3 separate regions of the Mus musculus genome follow, and regions 2 and 3 are each linked to region 1. A link is a contact called in ENCODE Hi-C or POLR2A ChIA-PET data. All regions are on one chromosome and are shown on one strand. Each heading gives the region's core, a stretch centred on a gene start or an enhancer-like site at or near the end of the contact. The rest is flanking DNA. Distances are from core to core; before and after follow the strand shown.

Region 1 (4,803 bases), core at 1,651-4,150:
GGGCGGTGGTGGCACACACCTTTAATCCCAGCACTTGGGAGGCAGAGGCAGGTGGATTTCTGAGTTCGAGGCCAGCCTGGTCTACAGAGTGAGTTCCAGGACAGCCAGGGCTATACAGAGAAATCCTGTCTCGAAAAACCAAACCAAACAAAACAAAACAAAAAAACCCAGTAGCAACACTAGTTATAAAGTAACAACAAAAATAATTTTATGACTGGGGGTCACCACAACAGGAGGAACTGTATTAAGGGGGCGGCATTAGGAAGTTTGAGAACCGCTGCTCTAGACTGTCAGTCATTTGAGAAACATTTTCCTAGGTAGAGGGTATTAGGCTAAAGGAACATGGAGAGGCCCCTCTGGTATCCCAACTGAATATGGGGTTAAAACACAGCACATATAGGAGCAGAGTGTATCGGAGAACACCTTTAATACCAACACTTAGGAGGCCAAGGCAGGCCTGTGAATTTGAGGACTGCCTAGTCTACATAGTAAGTTCCAGGATAGCCAAAGCTCCATAGTGAGTCCCTGTCTTGAAAAGAGAAAAACGAACAAAACCCAATATATATATAGGGCCAGAGTAGCAGGGTCAGGGGAGGAAGGCACTTGCTGCCAGGTCTAACCACCTGAGTTTGAGTCCCTGGACCTGCCTAGCAGAAGGAGAACACTAACTCCTGCAAGCTGACCTCTGGCCTCCACACAAATGGACTGCCATGCCTGAACCCACACACCCAGACACAGACACAGACACAGACACACATACATACACACACACACACACACACACACACACACACATAAAGATCAAACACAGCACATGGAACTGTTGTTAAAGAAAGGGTGAAGGGAAGGAAATTCAGAAGAGGAAAAGACTAATCCAGATTAAGTTAAGCTTTTTGGAAGTCAGAGCTACATACAGCTGGACCTTGAAAGTTGAATGGAACCAATTCACAGAGATTACAGAATGGCCCTATTGCCTCTCTGTGGGGCAAACATGAGAGCTCTTTTAAGTAGACCAGTGATTCTCAACATGTAGGCCTCAGCTCCTTTGGGGTAGCAGATCAGATAGCCTGCATATCAGATATTTACACTAAGATTCCTAGCTAGCAAAATTAACAGTTCTGAGGTAGCAACCACTGAGGTAATATAATTTCCACAATCAAAAGTACAACATGGAGAAAAGCCTATTAAGGAAAGAAGAAGTAATAATTATGAACAGAATGTAGAATACCTAAATCACAGAAACACAGATCAAACATATAACATATTACAACAGGAGTGAGACAAAAGATCAAAGAATTAGGCTATGTCAGAGAGAATCCTGAATGGGAAACTAAAAATACTGGCTTTACTCTGTAAGACTCTGTATAACCAGGGCCCAATATACTATGTCTTTATCTTCCTCAATTTTGATACATTTTAGAAAAATTCACCTCATAATATTAAACAGAAGATGGTAGCCAGGTGGTGGGCGGTGGTGGTGTACGCCTTTAATCCCAGCACTTGGGAGGCAGAGGCAGGCGGATCTCTGAGAGGCCTCAAACAAAGTGAGTTCCAGGACAGCCAAACAAACAAACAAACAAAAAAAGAGAAGATGGTAAAGAATTAACAAAAGTCTGTAAATTTAGATCAATTGGCTTACTACGCTGGTCTTACAGGTGGGGAAAGGAGTCTGGGCTGGGGGCATATATCTCTGTGGAAGAGCACCTGCCTAGCTTCTTGTGCCAGGCTCTGTCTGGGTCTGATACTCACAGCTTGGACCACCACCACATCCACACACCCGGCACCTGAATGCACCTCACCCTATCCTCAAGCAAGTAGGGCCTGATCAGAGGAAGTGGTGATATGAAGAGAATCCAGGAGGCAAGTCCATCGGAAACTACTTCCAAACCCATTTTCTTTCTCCTCCTTTCCCTAAATACCACGGAGTGGTAAAGGATTCTAGACTGTCTACTCCAACCGCTGCTGTGCTAAATCCCCAAGACTCCTCCCAGCTCCCCACCTGCCCACTGCTGCTACGGCCCTCTCGGAGGTTACCCAGTTCCACATCACCACACCTGATCTCACCACGGAAACCCCTTGCCTCAGTGAGCTCCAAACGACTGCTCTAGCCAGCACAATGACTCATAGGATGCCAAGAGCCCTAGCGTGATTCAAGCCCTCTAATCATCAACAAGAAACTGTCTTTTTGGTTCAAAGGAACTTTGGAACAGAAATTTTGTCAGGAGACCATAGAGAATTGGAGGGTCAGACATCCAACTGCACACAGACACACACTCAGTCACACACTCTAAGAGCCAGACATTCCTATGGACCACTCGGGCTCCGGTCTTAAACACACATTCTTTCCTAGTCCAGTCTTGAACTGGGAGGCCACCAAGGCCCGGGCCTAGCATGGACTCCGTAGACCCTGGACCGCCATCGCTCCCCGCGGGGGCTCCCTGGACATGGAGGAACAGGGCAGAGCTGGGTCCAGGAGCGTCATCGCAAGGAAGCGCTGAACCTCGGTAGAAACGCGGGTGGTCTGGGACAGAAGTCCGGAAGAGGGTCCCCATAATGATGCACTGCCAGTCGGAGAAAACGATGATGTGCCGGCCGGGGAGGGGTGGGCCATCCTAAGGGAAAACGCCTGGCCCGACCTGTGACGGAACCCGGGGAGGGACAGGCGCGCAGGGGGGGCGTCACGCGCGGGCAGACGACGGAGATGCGCGGCGAAGGTGTGCTCACCTTCTTCACCGCAGACTGGAAGTGAAAGTCACCGGCCTCCTTCAGGTCCAGCCAGATCATGGGCATCCGGGGCACGGCCTCCATCGCGGGTAGCGCCTAGCGGCCCTAGGGCCGCTCCCCTCCCAGGTCCAGCAGCTGCTTCAGCCGCGCGCGCAACCCCGCCCCTCCACGCCGGAAGCTGCTCGTCACGCGGAGTGACGCACTCCCCCCGCAGCCTGTTGGGAGGTGCAGTCCGGCCCCCCCACCCCGGTAGTCTTTTTGCACATGCGCACACCTCTTCGCGCATGCTCGGTCTTCTCGCGCGAAGGGTCTTGGGTGGAGAGACGACCCAATCCACGGTGAAGGGGCTTCTGGGAATAGTGATCTCCTCCACTAAGCTTGAGGCTTTGCTGGGATTTTCTGGTTTGCGTAACGTTCTTCTTCCTCCCGGGGGGGCCCTTCAAAAACTCACCCATGAATTTGTAATTCCCAAATCTTGAGAGCGGTGAAGGATGGGGACTAGTGCTGCATAGAGAACGACTAGTGTGATGTTAGGGAGAGGGGTTGTGAAGACAGCCATGAGCTATGCAAACTGTATGGCGGGATGGAACTCAGGCTAAAAGTGCCAAGGGATTCCTTCTGTCCGCGGTTGAGGGGGCAGGAACACTGCTCCACACCACCACCCTCTGCAGCCTGAGGAGTTCTTGATTTTTAGTAGGATACATTGAACAGCCAAGTTAACACCTAAGAAGACTGCGACTCTGGAAGGAACTATACAGCGACGAGCATTTGTCTCTGGAGACACCTGTGAAACAGGAATTTTAAAGCTGTGTTGTGTGTATTGTTAAATTTTAGACATAAATAATGGAGACACCCCGGAGATTGAGGGAAGAGACTAGGTCATTTCAAGGCTGGACTGGGCAACATAACAATACGTTGTCTCAAACAAATTTTAAAAATAAGGAAACGGAGAAAGTAGTGAGTGACCTTTTGTAGTCTTCTAGGAGACCGGTGATTGTGGCTTTGGGTGAAAAAGGCTTTAAAAAAAAAAGTGGGTAGATAATGCACTTTGAGGAACATCTGAGAACTATTTTGAAAAAAAAGTATCCTAAGTTGGGGTGGGTACATGTTAGGGAATGAGATCAAAGTTGATTTCCAAGTTTCTGCCTGGTTTAGGTGGATAGCTGACAGGCTGTTACCTGACATGAGGAAATTGGGAGGAACATGTAGAAGGGAGCGCAAGACTTCAGGTCTAGTTTGTGTGAAGATGAGGACAGATGCATTTAGAGGCAATGTAGAGCCCGAGAATAAAGACTCTGGATTCACAAGACGGGTTTCCCCGACCCAGGTAGGGCCCACGTCCTCTTTGTAGAAGTAACAGACATTTCCATACTAAAAGTATGTTAGGGTCTAGAGAGGTGGGTTGGTTGTTAAGAACACTGGCTGCTCTTCCAGAGGACCTGGCTTTGATTTTCAGCATCTACATGGCAGTTCCCAGCAGTCTATAACTCCAGTTCCAGACCTTTAGTCTTCTTCTGGGTTCTGTGGGCACTGCACACATGTGGTACACAGACATACATATGTGCCAAGCAAAACTCCTATACACATACAATAATTTTTAAAATGAAGTTTAGCCAGGCGGTGGTGGCGCATGCCTTTAATCCCAGCACTTGGGAGGCAGAGGCAGGTGGATTTCTGAGTTCGAGGCCAGCCTGGTCTACAGAGTGAGTTCCAGGACAGCCAGGGCTACACAGAGAAACCTTGTCTTTAAAAAAACAAAACAAAACACAAAAAAATGAAGTTTAAAGAGTATGTTAAGCTGGGGGGATGATTTGGAAGCTAAGGTGTTGCCACACAAACACGGGAACAATCTTGGGAATCAACCTAAAGATAGGAGGATTGAAAACTGGCTGGACAGAGTTGTACACCACGGCCTGTGTGTGCCCCCCCCCCAATTCATTATGCAGAGACACGATAAAGCTAATTTTTGAGAGTCGGAAGCCAGCTAGTGCAGCTGTCCGTTCTGTGTCTCTGCTTTCTGGATGCTCTGAGGCGAACTCGGCCATCAAGGTCCTCCCTACGATAACCCTTGAAGCTATG
Region 2 (4,803 bases), core at 585-3,084, 100 kb before region 1:
CCATCTCTCCAGCCCCAATCACAATTTCTTAGTGAAGGTACCTCTGACAACTACCTTAATTTCAAATCTCTATCCAGTCTTGCTTTTCTCTACAGTACCTACAGAGATCGGGTGCAGTTGTATTTCCTTTTATTCCTTTCTAATTATGCCTTTTGAGTTTATAATTATACCATCCCCCTTCCCGTTTCTCCCTCCATATCCCTCTCCTGGCTCTCTTTCACATTCATGGCCGATTTTTTTTCATTGTTTTTACATAACTGTATGTTTCTGTATATAACCTCTGTATATTTCATTATTTCATTTACTTGTTTATTTGTTGTGTTTTTGTTTTGTTTTGTTTTTGTTTTTCTGTATAGATCTGGCTGTCCTAGAATTTGATCTGTAGATCAGGCTGGTCTCGAATTCAGAGATCTGACTGCTTCTGTTTCTTTTTTTTTTTTTAAAGATTTATTTATTATTATATGTAAGTACACTGTAGCTGTCTTCAGACACACCAGAAGAGGGAGTCAGATCTTGTTATAGATGGTTGTGAGCCACCATGTGGTTGCTGGGATTTGAACTCTGGACCTTCAGAAGAGCAGTCGGGTGCTCTTACCCACTGAGCCATCTCACCAGCCCTGCTTCTGTTTCTTAAGTGCTGAAATTAAAGGTATGTGCCACCACCACTAGCTTATATTTCTTTCTTCCTCTTCTTCCTCCTCCTCCTCTTTTTTGTTTGTTTGCTTGCTTGTTTTTTCGAGATGGGGTTTCTGTGTTCGCCTGGCTAGCCTGGATTCACTTTGTAGACCAGGATGGCCTCATACTGCCAGAGATCTGCCTGCCTCTGCCTCCTGAACACTAGGATTAAAGGTGTGCCCCATAACGCCCAGTTCCATTATTTTTATTTTTTAGAGGTAGTTTCACAAAGCTCAGACTTGCTGGCAACCCTCCTGCCTAAGCCTCCTGACAGCTGAGATCACAGATGTTGGCAGCATGCTTTTTATGTTGTTTTTGATGCTAGGAAAGAACTCTTCAACTGACCTGTATCCCTCTGACTTTTCTTTTTTGTTCTTTTATTGTTTTAGCAGAAGGCCGAGGAGGGCCTTGCTTATTTAAAATAAAACTATGCATACGTTTTGATGGTATGTATAGGTGCACCACTTCTATGCTTGGTACCCTTGGAGGCCAGAAGAGGCTATCAGATTCCCTGGGACTGTAGTTACAGAGGGTTATAAGTTGCCAAGTGGATAATGAGAATCAAATTAGGGTCCTCTAAAATCTTCTGAGTCCCCTTAAATTTTTTTGTGTATATTGTGTGTGCATGTGCTGCAGAGCCCAGAAGAGGGCGTCGGGTCCCCTGGAGCTGGAGTTACAAGTAGAGCAACCCAATGTGGGTGGTCTTCAGAGGGAGGAAGAAGAGCGTTTATTCCCTGAGCCATCTCTTTGGCCTCCTGGCTTCTGCTTTATACAAAAAGCTCTTCAGGATGTAATTCTGTGCTAGTAAGGTTTGTTCTCTCTTTTTGCGAAGATCCTGCAAACATTTCTCTATGTGTTCCATGTATCTAGCCCAAGTTTGTGAGCAATACACTAGGAAGACGTGGAGCAACTAAGACCCGGAGGTGCGGAGGGAGGGGGAGCAACGGAAAGAGAAAGCTCGCCTGCTCGTGCTAAATCGTGAGGGAGCACCAGCACTGTGTGGACCCGCACCTACTGAGAGCAGCACAATGGTCCATTGCCCGAATGAGAGATCGCTCTAAGGCTCAGCTTTACGAGCATACGTGCTCACGCGCTTGCGCAGCAGCAGCAGCAGCATCACAACCCCAAGCCTGATTGGCTGACTCGAGTCCGGCAGCGAGATCACGCATGCGCGCTTTCTCGCGCTCGCGAGCACGGTCTTGTGGGTGCTGTTCTTGGACCTTCATTCTTTCTGTAGAACCATAATTTTTATCCCAGTTCACGATGTTTCCGGAACTCAACAACCTTCTCAGCACCACCCCAGACAAGACCGAGCAGGTAAGATGTCGTGCGGACCGGAAGAGGGCAGGTCCCGGGAGCGTGCAGGATTGCATCCGGGACGCTGCGCGGTGGAGTAGGCGCGTCTGCCGTAAACCGAGGGCATCTGGGAGTTGTAGTCTGGAGAGGGCTCGCCGAGGCTGCAGTCGCATTCCTGGGCCTTTGGAAGATGGGTTTCTGGACTATCTTGCGTGTTCGCTTCCAGCCCCAGGACCATGTGCTCCGTGCCACACTGGCGCCCAAAGATGGTTGCAGAGCAGGCCCTAGAGGAGATCCTTTTATCTGTCCTGAATCTCCTTCCACCATGGAACATTTTACAGGTTGCACGGAACACTGCTTGCACTCTTCCTAGTTCTGATGATATCTGGTTGCAAAAAGGCCTCAGCATATTCCATCCCCTCTGTTTTTCCCAACCTCCTCACTCTCCATGGAACCTCGAAATGTCTTTCACATTTTCACTTAGGGGTTACCTCTCCCAGGAGTATATCTGTTTTATTCTGTAATTTGCAGCAAACACACCACATATGGAAAGCTTTAAATAGATCTTGTGGATTTTGGTTGTTTGGTTGCTTATTTGTTTTTTTTGTTTTTTGAGACAGGGTTTCTCTGTGTAGCTCTGGCTGTCCTGGAACTCACTCTGTAGACCAGGCTAGGCCTTGAACTCAAGAAATCTGCCTGTCTCTGCCTCCCAAGTGCTGGGATCAAAGGCGTGTGCCACCACTGCCCTGCGATCCTTCTGGGTTTTATTTGCCTAACAGTTCTTGACTGTTCAGACCTCCAGTTCTGACTACTTTTCTAGTTGCTAGGGCATTTCCCAGGTCCAGAGTGACAGCAGGAAGTGACCACTTTGGGTGGGAAATGTGTTTCAAGGCCAGGCAGTGTGATTTGGCATTTTATATTGGGGGGAGGGAGGAGAGGGACACAGCTGAAACCCAGAGGCATTGGACAGGTTTTCCCTAGGTTGGTACAGCATTGAGGTGGTGTGTGACAGCCCTTGGTCCCAATGTTGTCTGTTACTTACAGAACTACAGCAGGTAGTTAGGCAATGCAGAGACCATCTTCATAGGGCTTTCCAGCGATTGCTGTGATAAGAGTCCCGTCTGAACCACAGTCACTGGGAGATCTTTGTCATCAGAGGCCTTGTCAAGAATTGGGCCAGGGGATAGAACAGTGGATATAGGGCTTGGCACCAAGTATAGAAGTGGAATTTGGGTTCCAAGAACCCACGTCAAAGCCAGGTAGGCAAGAGGACACCTGTCATCCCAGCACTAAAGAGGCAGAGGTGGGATCCCTGGGGCAAGCTGGCTGGCTGCATTAGTTCAGATTGCCTAGTCATTAAGATTCCCTACCTTGATAAATTGGAAAGAATGGAAAGCGGCTGAAGAAGACACCCAGCCCCGACTTCAAGTCTCCCTACATGTGTGCCTGCACACACATGTCCATGCACATGCAGACACAGATACCACAACCACAAACCCAAAACTAAAACCGTTTTTTTTTTTTCCCCTCCCCATTCACTGTTACAGACACAGACGCCAGGGAGCATCTTAGGGCCTAAGACACTACTTAAAACATCGTACAATTAGGTGTGTGGTGGCAGGGGCAACAACAGGCAGATCTCTGTGAGTTCTAGGCCAGCCTAGAACAGCCTGTAGGGTGAGTTCCTGCCTCAAAACAAACAGAACAAAATAACTCTGTTTCAAGATGGTCTGACTTGAGCATATCAGGCTGGTATTTTTTTGTTCCTTTGTTTTTGCTTTTGTTTCTTATGTCTGTGTAGCCATGCTGGCTTGAAACTCACGGTGTAGACTAGACTAGTCTCGGGCTCACAGAGTCCCGCCACCCTCTGTCTCTCAGGTGCTGAAAGGAACCACAGTCTGCTTAGTCTGGCCTTTGTCTCACAACCCTGTTGCCCCAGCCTTCCAAGTTCTGCATGGGAGACCTTTTCTGAAGGCCCGTTCTACTCACTGGAAACCAGAGATAAAGGACAAAGGCAGGCTTTCTTTTAATCTAATTCTCCTTAAGACTGGTTCCTGAGTTACTAAGCCAAGCAGTGACAACAAAATATCTCTCTCTCTCTCTCTCTCTCTCTCTCTCTCTCTGCCAGTAACATCAGTTTAGTACCTTGAGGAGGCAATTATAGTCTGGTCAGCGCAGAGCCAGCCCTTACAGGTCACTGGGTTCCAGAAGGGTCTGGTGAAATCTCTACATCCTCTTCTGGGGTGCTAGCCAAAGTCTCTTCCAGGTGACCAATGGTTTTCTCCAACTTTGCTGCAGATGTTTCAGCAAACAGCTGGGGTCTCAGCCTCCTTCAGCTCTTCCTCCAAAGCTTTAATCTCTTCTTGGTGCTCGCCCTCCTTGGTGGAATGTTCCTCTGGGGCTATCAGCCTCAGAGGGCCTGCTCCATGGTTCGAAACTCCTCCTCCAGCGGCCTGGCTTGCCTCCCAGCCGCCTCAGCTCTCCTGAGGGCTCCAGCTCTCCTTCCAGGGTCACCAGCTTCCTGGCCACCTCATGTGTGCAGCCGGGGACCTCTGTGTTGGACTTTGGCCCCCTTCAGCTGAACCCCCCGCCTCTCCTATCTTTTCTTCATCTTTCGTAGTCCAGCTTTCAATGTCCTTCCTCTCTTGCTCTCATCACATGCTTTCCCGGTCTCTTCAAGCTTTTGCAGGGCTGTAGCTGGGCACTGCTGCCGCCTGACTCCTCCTCTAGAAGCTGAGCAGTGCTTCAGGAAGGCCACATCTGCTTCATCCTCAGTGGCCTTCTCAGCCTGCTCCGGTTTCTCCTGGGCGTTCTTCACAGACATTTCCCACC
Region 3 (4,803 bases), core at 1,403-3,902, 69 kb after region 1:
GTAAGTATCTGTGACCACACTCCATCTATCTACCACACAGCTTTCCTTACTGGCTCACCTCTTACAGCCCGAATCTTTAAAAACAAACACTTTTCTTTTTCTGCCGTCTCTTTGTGTGTGTGTGAGAGAGAGAAAGAGAGAGAGAGAGAGAGAGAGAGAGAGAGAGAGAGAGAGAGAGAGAGAGAGCGTGCAGGTGCCACAGCACACCTACGGAGGGCAGAGGGCCATTTTCAGGGGTCAGTTCTCACTTCCACTATGTGGGTCCCAGGGATGCAACTCAAGTCATCAGGCTTGGCAGCGAGTCCCTTTCCCCACTCAGCTTGTCACCAGCACACAGCCTAAATCCTAGCGAAAAACTTCTTTCTTATTACTGCCTTTCAGCAGCCTCTACATCCCAAAGGTCGGTGCCACAGTTAAATCAGTCTGCTTCCAAATCTCTACTGGCCTTGCCATCTTCTGCCTCCTCTAATCCATCTTATTTTTTCTTAATCCTCTTGGTTTCCCTATCTTATCTGAGACGATCTGCCCCTTCTCAGACCATTTCACTACTCTAATTAGAGATCCATTTCTTTCAGGATTGATGAAAAAGTTAACATAGGTGCTATACAAAGAATACCAAATATCTAATCCTCACTAATGGTGAGATTTAAGAATCGTCTTTAAGCCGGACAATGGTGGCGCACACCTTTGATCCCAGCACTTGGGAAGCAGAAGTAGGCAGATTTCTTAGTTCCAGGCCAGCCTGGTCTACAAAGTGAGTTCCAGGACAGCCAGGGCTACACAGAGAAACCCTGTCTCAAACAAACAAACAAACAAACAAACATTAAACACAAAAAAAAAACCCCACAAACAAACAAAAAAGAATCATCTTTAAACTGAGTGGTGATGGCTCACATCCTGACTTGAAAAACCAAAAACAAAGAACAAAAATTATTTTCACATTTCGAAATTTAAACTTAAAGAGATTAAGTAATGTGCCCATGGTTACAGCTAGTGTGTTCTTTCTCCAAAGCCACCCTCAGTTTGTTTTGCTTTTTAAAGTGCCAAACCATTAACCATTCAACTTTTTTTTTTTTTTTTTTTTTTTTTGAGACAGGGTTTCTCATAGACCTGGCTGTCCTAGAACTCACTCTGTAGACCAGGCTGGTCATGAGGTCTGCTTGCCTCTGCCTCCCAAGTGCTGGGATTAAAAGAGTGCTCCACCACTGCCCAGGAGCCACCCTATTCATTCCTACCAGTCTGACTCGAATACATGGAGAAGCAATGCTTCCTTAACTCAGTAGAAGATAAAGTCTAAGAGGTGTCTGTGTCTTTCTGTTGTTTTGAAACAGGAAGAGGGAGTGTCACACCGAGACAGTAAGAGCCTTCCAGGCAAGGTCCAACAGGAAAAACCACAGGCAGGCAGTATCCCCACCTGGAGGGATCTACCTGGCTCAGCAGGGCACCAAGGTGCAGCCCTGCACGACTCAAAGCACAGGGGGCACTGGCCCTTGACACCAGACCAGAATGCTGGATGGGAACAGGTGGCAAAAATATCCCTCTCCCCAAACAGTCCTTTAGCCTGGCCTCCAGGACCTTTTAAGGTGGTGACAGTAGATTGTTTTCCAGCATGGAAGAGAGTAGCCCACATCAAAAGATTTCCAGATCCGATTCTAAAAGCGCCAAGGGCAAGCAATGACTCCTGAAGAGAAGGCTTAGCATTTACAACAGCACAGCCAACTTCAAGGAGCCCAAAGAAATGACTTTAGGACAAGATAGGATGTCTTAGTGGTACCCATCGGAATGTGGAGTCAGCCACCGCCCCTTCCTCCATGGTCTGCCTGTAAGAACATTTTCTCTTTTCTGTATGACAGAAAAGGAGGCGGATACCCCAATGTCTCCTGCTCTTAGGGCGTCAGAGGCACACCTCTCAATCTTTCCTTCCAATGGCTGAACGGCTGTCCCCTTTACTCTCCCAACTTGGCCTCATTTCCCCCTCTGCGCTTGGCACCGCTCTCTACTACTCTGTTCCCCTCTAACCTTTCTCCACCCACAGTCGGCTGGACCACTCTTCCCCTGTCCACCACCCTTTTCTTCCCGCTCAGTCCCTTTCCCCTCAGCCAGCCACCGCCCAGACCATGGTACCTTTAGCGTCACGTCGCATAGCTTGCCCTGCCGCCGGATCTCCTCCATGACGCCGTAGCCGCGACTAGGCAACTCCGACACGGAGAAATGCACCAAGTCCTCCAGCTCCTCCGCGCCGTCCTCCACCATCTTCCCCGGCCGCCGCAACTGCGCAGGCCTGGCCAGCAGGCTTCACACTAACCAGGGCGGGGCAAGGGCTCACGCTGAAGGCTGCCCAGAACGCGAAGCCGGAATCTCACTGGCCTGCGCGGCCACCGTACCCACAAAGTCCTCGACACCGGAAGTCTCGCTGCCCCGCTTCCTGGTTTATACATAGCCTTTTTCCCCCCGTAACTCAAACTCAGGCTTCGCATATACAGCTACTCTAAGCCTTCCAGGTTAATTGACTCCATCTCTGTCTTCTTTGTTCAGCTCTGACTTTCCCTGTATCTTTAACGGAGAAATGTGGGCTTAAATTCCGCCACCACCCTACACTACTTCCGTAATCCCTGCAGGCTTCCTGTTGCCATGGCGACTGTGTACACAGCCAGTCGGCTAGCTGTCCTGGTTGCGAACAGAGCTCCCTCAAGTTGCTGCAGTTCTAGCGGTCGCTCTACCCGAGCGCCACTGCCCCGCGAGGTGAGCAGTGGTCACGAGCCGGTGGCGTTAGGTAAAAGGGAAACCTGGTGGGGATATCCTCCCAGCTGCTGTCAGTGGCTGGGTTCCTAACTCCTTTGGTTCTTTTATTTGTGAAAAAAAAAAAAAAATCGGAGACACCCCTGGAGATGCTCCTTTCAACCTGGTCGCAGCTTAGGGGAGCTAGGAGTTTCTGATGTTCCTTAGTCCCACGAGTCTCCACTGAGGTCCCACGACTTGCCTTAGACGGAGAGGGCGTGAGTTTGAGTGTCAGAGATCATTAAGACACGGTGTCATCACTTAGAGCCTTCTAACTACCGAAGAGGAAAACCCTCTAGAGGGGCACAGGAATGGGACCAAGGCAATCTGTCACACACATTTTAGAAAAGCATTCCACACACTGGGTGAGAAATAGGAGAGTGGCCAGTTTTGCCTGGGTGCAAACTTTGGGTTCATCTCATGCTGAGATGCAGTAGGACCCAGTGTTGTGGGTTTAAAGGGTGTTTGTTTCTTAGTCTTTATCCCTGATCGAGGTAAGAGCATGGTAGGTATGAACGCCTAGTGCCTATGAGTAATCCCATTGACTTCTTGTCAAGCCTTCGTGGGTGTTAATGTATATCCTGCTCATTCCCAAGCCCAAAACAAATGGAGAAACACTGACTCTCTCAGCACAGAGGTCTCCTGGTGGCTCGTCAGAGTCACTTTATTATGTGAAGTATGTAAGGACTGTGTTCAGATTTCTGGGAGTATTCCATCCTGAGGGGGAAAAAACACTACCTAATGGGAGGGTATCTTGAGACTGAGCATGGCTTCTTGTACTGGGAAATGAAGTATCCTCCCCAGAACGCTGCAAGTTCAGGGATTAGAGTAGTGTGGGAGGGGAGTGACATATCACATACCTTGGCACTCTCTCAGTAGTGGCTGAAGATGGTGGACCCACCTATGGAGATTCAGTCACCCTCTGACTTCCAGCCATGAGTATCACCATCAACTACCATTTCTTGAGCACCTGGTGTGTGCTGGGCGCTGTTCTGGACCTTGTGGGGGGCATCACAAGAGGTAAACGGCACGACCCTTATCCTCAAGCAGCTTGTAATTTGACTTGGGAGCTGAAGCCCACATAAATGAAGCGGCATAAGAACGGTAGCAAGCAGTACCTCAGTAAGTGCGAAATGGCATGTGCTTCCTTCCGCGGCACTGTTGGCTAGTGGGCTCCCGAGAGGAGTATAGACCCTCGGAAAGGCTTGTTGCCAACTGCGCATGACTCCAGGGATGCTCGGCGGCATGAGCATCCGGAGGACCCTGGAAAGGTCGGATGGGGGGGCTGCATGTGCACGCGCGCGTTGGAAGTTGTAGGGCAGAAACGGGGGGGAAAGCTCTGGAGCAGCCTTTGAGCTGGCCTGTGAACCCGCTTCCAGAACTCTCTGGATTCTTTGTAATTCCTTCTAGATGTTATACTCAACGGCACTGGAACCTTCCTGGGCAGGAAGATAAGACTCTTGGGGCTTGTGTTCAGAAAGGTTTCCCAGAGCTGTAGAAACTGAGTATTGAGTAAAAGAAGCACAGCTCCCATCTGGAGATACTAACCCCAATACTTGGGAAGCTAAGACAAGAGAATTGTGAGTTCAAAGCCAACCTGGGCTACACAGTGACACCCTTTCGCAAGGAAGACTTTATTTTTTTTTAATCGTGAACAACAAACCACTTCTCTCTGTTCTCAGTTCTCAGTAACAGAAAGTAAACTCGGAAGTGAAACCTTCAGTCTCCTTAATGTGGGGTCCAAGTTAGAGGCCGTGTGATTTTTTTCTAGAGCTCAAATTTGCAGACACACACACACACACACACACACACACACACACACACACACAAAATGTTCAGCCAAACTATGTTCTTTTCTTACTCCAATATTTTTCAGATTAATTTTCTAAAAACAAAAACAAAAACAAAAAAATTGGAAAGATCCAGCAGAGTGCTAGGGAAGACTCATGAAACAGTGACATGTGTGGACACAGAGGGTAACTTGGAGGAACTGGGTCTCTTCTTTGACCATGTAGGTTCTGAGGA

What was found. Hi-C counts contacts between places; a loop is a spot of excess contacts on that map. ChIA-PET counts read pairs that join two places held with the same protein, here RNA polymerase II (POLR2A).
Region 2: a loop to region 1 is called in a map of v-Abl transformed pro-B cells, with 3 times the contacts of the local background. The contact joins the promoter of Elp6 here to the promoter of Ptpn23 in region 1. A Hi-C loop is called at or near these places in 1 of 37 maps with a recorded cell type or tissue (v-Abl transformed pro-B cells). POLR2A ChIA-PET finds 5 or more read pairs at or near these places in 4 of 5 experiments (Patski and embryonic stem cell).
Region 3: a map of heart shows a loop between it and region 1 (2.5-fold over the local background). The contact joins the promoter of Kif9 here to the promoter of Ptpn23 in region 1. A Hi-C loop is called at or near these places in 8 of 37 maps with a recorded cell type or tissue (T-helper 2 cell, heart, left cerebral cortex and 1 more). POLR2A ChIA-PET finds 5 or more read pairs at or near these places in 3 of 5 experiments (Patski and embryonic stem cell).

What each region holds. Positions count from the first base shown.
Region 1 is chr9:110,405,310-110,410,112 of GRCm38, forward strand. Ptpn23 (protein tyrosine phosphatase, non-receptor type 23) reads right to left here and starts at 2,901. Exons shown (of 25, transcript NM_001081043.1): 1 at 2,725-2,901. The coding sequence starts at 2,808.
Region 2 is chr9:110,303,358-110,308,160 of GRCm38, forward strand. Elp6 (elongator acetyltransferase complex subunit 6) reads left to right here and starts at 1,835. Exons shown (of 7, transcript NM_001081381.1): 1 at 1,835-1,992. The coding sequence starts at 1,939. It also overlaps the pseudogene Gm35575.
Region 3 is chr9:110,474,342-110,479,144 of GRCm38, forward strand. It overlaps Kif9 (kinesin family member 9), which reads left to right and starts at 2,653. Exons shown (of 21, transcript NM_001163569.1): 1 at 2,653-2,773. Klhl18 (kelch-like 18) reads right to left here and starts at 2,353. Exons shown (of 10, transcript NM_177771.5): 1 at 2,125-2,353. The coding sequence starts at 2,253.